Regions from separate parts of the Homo sapiens genome. Here region 2 is linked to region 1. Evidence: chromatin contacts called from ENCODE Hi-C or POLR2A ChIA-PET data. All regions are on one chromosome and are shown on one strand. Each heading gives the region's core, a stretch centred on a gene start or an enhancer-like site at or near the end of the contact. The rest is flanking DNA. Distances are from core to core; before and after follow the strand shown.

Region 1 (2,716 bases), core at 61-2,560:
TCTCTCTGAACCCCTTAGGTACAGCCCCGTGACTTCCCAGTTGCCAAATATTTTCATCTCCCTTACCATGAGCATCTGGTTTCAGATGCATGGTTAAAGATATGACCAGACAGACAGAGAAGCACCTCAGCAGAGCTTCCTAAAACACCTTCAGGATGGCAGGCATTGTGTATGCTCAATCTGCTGCTGCTATTATTAGAGTCACTTCATACTGACTAAGCTGTTATTGAGGAAGAAGTGGATTAAGACTTATGGAGTCTGAGTGGTAAATGCATGATGCAGGGCTTTTAGGGCAAGATCGGTGGCATGCAGTTTTATTCAGCACCACACCTCAAATGCTCAGCAGGGCAACCTGTGTTAAGGGCACTCTCTAAGCAGCAACCAGGCAGTTCAAATGTTTGAATGACTCATCCTAATTGACCTTCTACTGCAGTCCAACCAGCCTCAGGGATGGGCAGTCTGGCAGCATGGTGCCACAAGATAGGAAGCATGGAGCAAAGGAGGGGAAGCAAGGCAGCTGACAAATGTCCACAGACTGGGCAGATGAGTCACATTGTCCCCCTGTGCCTCTGCTTCCCCATGAAGTTCAGGGACAAGAACACCTGCCTCCTATTTGTCTTCTGAGGTTGTTTTGAGGACTGGAGATAATGTTGGCCAACTGCTTAGAACTCTGAAAATTGCTAGAGCAGAAATACAAATGGAATGTCAAATCACAGTGGACATTTTGAACCCTAGCCTCTCCAATAGATAGAGGTGTGCCATTTAAGTCTTTAATTAATGCAATGTCATTACATGACAACCTAACTAGTAATTAGAGAGCCGTTAGATACAAAAAACTCAACTAAATTGTGATGTGGCTGCTTCTCAAGTAGAGTCCTTATAGATGGGGGCAGAGAAAGAAAGAGCCCTTGAGAGGTGCATGCTGGACACTGTAATTTTTTGTAAATGGTATCTGTTCAGAGTGGGTATGGAAGAAGAGCCCAGACCAGGTGCGGTGGCTCACGCCTGTAATCCCAGCACTTTGGGAGGCTGAGGTGGGTGGGTCATTTGAGGTCCAGAGTTCAAGACCAGCCTGGCCAAACCTGTCTCTACTAAAAATACAAAAATTAGCCAGGTGTGGTGGCGTGCACCTGTAGTCTCAGCTACTCAGGAGGCTGAGGCAGGAGAATCACTTGAACCCAGGAGGCAGAGGTTGCAGTGAGCTGAGATCTTAAAAAAAAAATAAAAAGAGGAAAGAAGATCCCACCACATTCCAACAGAGACAGCTGATGACAATCTACTTGATACTTGAGTTGGATCCAGAGTGGGGTGTGTACCTGCTGGCCATTTGCCATGGATCTGACTCATGGACCTGACCTGTGCCCAAGTGAACAGGGAGCAGCACTGTGGGCAAAAAGCACACCCAAGTGAAGTCCCTAGATAGAGGTGGCTTCTCCAGAGAGAGAATAAATAATGAATAAGAAAATTAGATATCTGGGCTTCATTTATTCCTACAGGAAACAGAAAAGAAAAATTGAGAAAAATTTACATCCTTAGAAGACTGCAAAGTAACTCACCTCTCTGAAGCAGAATCAGAAAACCATAGAACAGGTTGAGGTGGAAAGGCAATGGAATGAAAGGAAAAGGGAGATGAACTCGGATAGCAGAGTTAAAATTCATAATAGAGATAATGAGGAACAGAATTGGCAATGTGATGTCACCTTTCTCAAGGCAGTTTAGAACATGTTGCTGGGCATGGTGACACGTGCTTGTAGTCCTAGATACTTGGGAGACTCAGCTGGGAGGATTGCTTGAGCCTAGAAGTTCAAGACCAGCCTGGGCAACAAAAAAGAACATGTATTAATGTACTTAAATACATATGTGGCCTTTTACCCAACAAGTCATTTCTAAAAATTTAATAAGAGGAAATAGCAGTACAAATTTGCAATGATATAATATATGGAATGTTAATCAGGGCTTTTACAGTAGAAAAATCAAACAGAAAAGAACCTGAGTGTCCACCAATAGAGAAGTAGTTAAATAAATTATGGTATTAAAAGATCATAATATTAATATGAAAATAATATGAAGCAACTATTAAACTAATTTATTTAGCACAGAAAGATATTTATTTAGCACATGCTATGTTATTAAAGAGATATAATGCAGGAAACAAAATAATACATAGAGTAAGATAGTGTTGTTTTTTTTTTTTAAAGTCTATGTGTGTATGAAGCATAGAAAAAGAAGTCCAGGCTGGGTGCGATGGCTCATGCCTGTAATCTCAGCACTTTGAGAAGCTGAGGTGGGAGGATCTCTTCAGCTCAGGAGTTCAAGACCAGTTTGGGCAACATAAGAAAACTTTGTCTGTACGAAAAATAAAAAATTAGCTGGGTGTGGTGGCACGCACTGTAGTGCTAGCTACTCAGGAGGCTAAGGTGGGAGAATTGCCTAAGCCCAGAAGGTTCAGGGTACAGTGAACCATGATTGCACACTGCACTCCAGCCTAGGCAACAAAGCAAGACCCTGTCTGAAAAAGAAGGAAAAGAAAGCAAAGCAAAACAAGAAAGCAAGGAAGGAAGAAAGAAAGGAAGAAAGGAAGAAAGGAAGGAAGTCTGGAAAGACTGCATTGTTCACTTTTGCTGCATAACAGACCACCCTAAAACTCAATGGCTTAAAAAATAACAACCATTTCTTTCATTCATCATTTTGCAGGGCAGCAATTTGGGCTGTGTTC
Region 2 (2,700 bases), core at 29-2,528, 81 kb before region 1:
CCCAAGTGTACAAACTCACAGACCCGGGACGAAGCCCGGAGTCTGAGAGGCAACTCCAAGTCGCTTCTTGGAGCTCAGCAAGTTTCCAAGCAGAGAAGCAAAACCCAGAGCAGTCGGCTGGCACCATCAGTCCCCCATCCCTGGCATCTCCGGAGTCCTCCAAATCCCACCCGGCTCTCCGAAGCCCCAAACAACTCGAAACGTAACACCCTTTTCTGGAACGAACTCGCGTTCTGAGCACCTAGTTCGCCCCTGGGGCCCGGGAGCCCCAACTCCGAAGCCGATCTCTTCCCCTGCAGCGTAGGCCAGCTCGAATCGGACACTCGCCCCCAAACCAAAGCGCGAGCCCCCCATCCTCTCTCTCGAGTCCAGAGATGCAGCTCCTCTCAGTTCCAGGGATGCTGGCTCCTTCCAGAGTGTTCAGTCCCTCCCTGGACCGTCAGCGCGCCCCCCGCCCCAGCGAGCTCCAGCCCAGGGGCTCCTGCCACACCGCCCCCTCCCCCCAGCTCACCAGTCCCGGGGGACATGGCCGGGGCAGCTTCGCTCGCCCAGCCTTCCTTCCTCCAGCCCAGAGAAAACTGGAGCTATCAAGCCGCTCTCCTGGAGAGGGCGTCGAGGGTCTCGGTCTGCCCTTTAACCCCAGGGGCTCCCGCACCTCCCGGGCTGCGGGGTGGGGAGTCCCGCTCTTCTGAGAAGCCCGGTGGCCCCGCATCCCGCTCTTCTCCGCGCCCCCAGCAAAGTGAAGCGTGCGGCTCCTTCGCGCCGCAGCCCGGGCCCGGTGGGCCGGGGGCACAGCGCACGACTCCCGCAGGGCAGTGGCGCAGCCCGCTCCCCTCTTTGCGATCCGGCCGCGGAGGGGGGGCTCCGCCGGTTTCCACCCACCCGGGCCCGGGGAAGAGGCGCGGAGGCGCCGGCGGCCCGCGTCAGCGACCGGGGACACGGCACTGCCTCGTCCCTGGGGCAGGGCTCACTGCAGCCGGCCGCCACCTCCGTCCGGCTCGGTCGCCCGGCCCGACCGGGGCCGGAGCCGCCGCGGCCTAGTCCCGGAGGGAGACCGCTCCCGCGCCCGCTCCCGCCCCCCGGCCAGCCCCGCCACGGCCAGTCGCCGCCCCGCGACCCCCGCGTCGCCACGCCGCCCCTCATGGGGCAGCGGAAAGAGCCCCGGATCCCCCAGGCTGGCTCGGGGGTCGCGGGGAGCCGCCGGGCGCCCGCTCCAGCCCGGCTGCTCCTGCCCGGTTTCCCTGCTCACCTCCGCCATATTGGTACCTTTAGGGCGAACGAGCAGCGCCGAGCCCAGTCCCCGGATGGGGCGCCTGAGCCAATCGCAGCCGCCGCCGCCACCGCCGCGGTCCGCCCGGCACCCGCCCGGCGGCGGAGGCGGCACGGCCCCTTATAGGGCAGGGCGGCCCGCGACGCCCCCGGCCCGCTCGCAAGCCGACGCCGCCCGGCGCCCCTCGCCGCCCCCGCGCCGGCCCCAGCCGGCCAGACCCGCACCCGCGCGCACCGTCCTTCTCCTCCTGGCTGGTGTAAAGTTCCTGCCGAATTGGAGGCAAGTGGGGGACGGACGGACGCGCGGGCGCGGGACAGACCCACGTCCAGCCAGTGGAGGCCCAAGAGCCGGCGGGCGCGTCTGGGAACCGACCCACAGACACCGCGGCGCGGGAGGGCGTGCGGGAGGCGGGCAGGAGACTTGGACTGGCAGGCGATGTGCAGGGGAACTCGACAGACTCAACTTCCCTAAGAGGAGGAGGCGATCTATGAAATAGACAGATGTGGGAGGAAGCCCTGGGAAATGGGAGAAGAGGCTGGTGGATGGCAGAGTCAGTCCAGAATGAGAGGACTACAGTCAGGCACTTTGCCGTTTCCACGAAGGGACCTGCAGGAATGGGAGATGGAGACCGGTGTACACTGCTCACGGAGTGGACAATGGAAGTAGACATTTGCCAAACAGGTTATTGACAGCACAGAAGAAAAGACAAAAGATCGACAGGGCAGAGAAATGATGCTGAATATACTTGTACAGTTCAAGAAGATGCCCAAAAAATATAAACTGTGCTGTTATCCAAAAAAAAAAAAAAAAAAATTAGACCAGTTCTAGGAATTGTTCATCACCAACGTGTCTTAGGGGATGACCCAGAGATACTTGATACATCTGTTGAAGGACAGGAACAGCATATCAAAGGCCCTGAACTGAGTCTCAAAAATTCTACCCCTCACTTCCCTCACTTCTCCAAAAAGGCCAAACGTTTGGGTAGGATCATAAAAGGAAACTAGTCCCCTGTGCAAGTGGATGGGTGAAAGACGGAGCATAAGGCTTAACAGGAATACCTGCTCGTACATGTTCCTTATGACCATTTGCTCTTCATTGGAGGAGATTACTCTCCGGAAGGTCCACATCCACACTGAAAGACTTTGAGCCAAGTACACAAAAATATACACTAACGACTGATTGGAGAGTTAGGTCCTGCAAGAAGTTAAAGTAAGGTATGGAGTTGCCCTAGCAAATTTGGAGGACACATTGTCCTAAAGTGGGAGGCCAATTCTATCTGTGGAAAAGAAAGTCGGCTGTAAGGTACATGAATAAGTGAGATGCAAATACCATCAGGAATTATAGCAGGACCCTACAGGAATTTGGAGAGAGTGATCTCAGACACCAGAGCTCTTCTCCCAGCTTTTTTCTAAAACATACGTAATATTAAA

Evidence for each region. A loop is a pair of places that touch in the nucleus more often than their neighbours do. ChIA-PET counts read pairs that join two places held with the same protein, here RNA polymerase II (POLR2A). Pooled maps may share reads with other maps.
Region 2: a map of PC-9 shows a loop between it and region 1 (5-fold over the local background). The contact joins the promoter of MIER3 here to the enhancer-like site in region 1. A Hi-C loop is called at or near these places in 6 of 168 maps with a recorded cell type or tissue (B cell, Calu3, GM12878 and 3 more), 15 of 37 single-sample maps with no recorded cell type and 12 of 50 pooled maps. POLR2A ChIA-PET finds 5 or more read pairs at or near these places in 3 of 52 experiments (Caco-2, WTC11 and activated naive CD4-positive, alpha-beta T cell).

Annotation. Positions count from the first base shown.
Region 1 is chr5:57,031,966-57,034,681 of GRCh38, forward strand. LOC124900981 (a long non-coding RNA gene) reads left to right here. Exons shown (of 2, transcript XR_007058778.1): 2 at 2,695-2,716. Among named protein-coding and RNA genes, the nearest start is that of MIER3, 81 kb to the left of the region's middle. Within about 2 kb of position 1,311, at least 2 of the 41 ENCODE cell types and tissues checked have a DNase peak (open chromatin) inside an H3K27ac peak, as active enhancers do; they include PC-9, where a contact is called at or near this core.
Region 2 is chr5:56,950,845-56,953,544 of GRCh38, forward strand. MIER3 (MIER family member 3) reads right to left here and starts at 1,279. Exons shown (of 13, transcript NM_001297599.2): 1 at 1,250-1,279. The coding sequence starts at 1,258. RefSeq lists an enhancer at 111-200 and silencers at 771-940, 1,001-1,110, 1,141-1,560.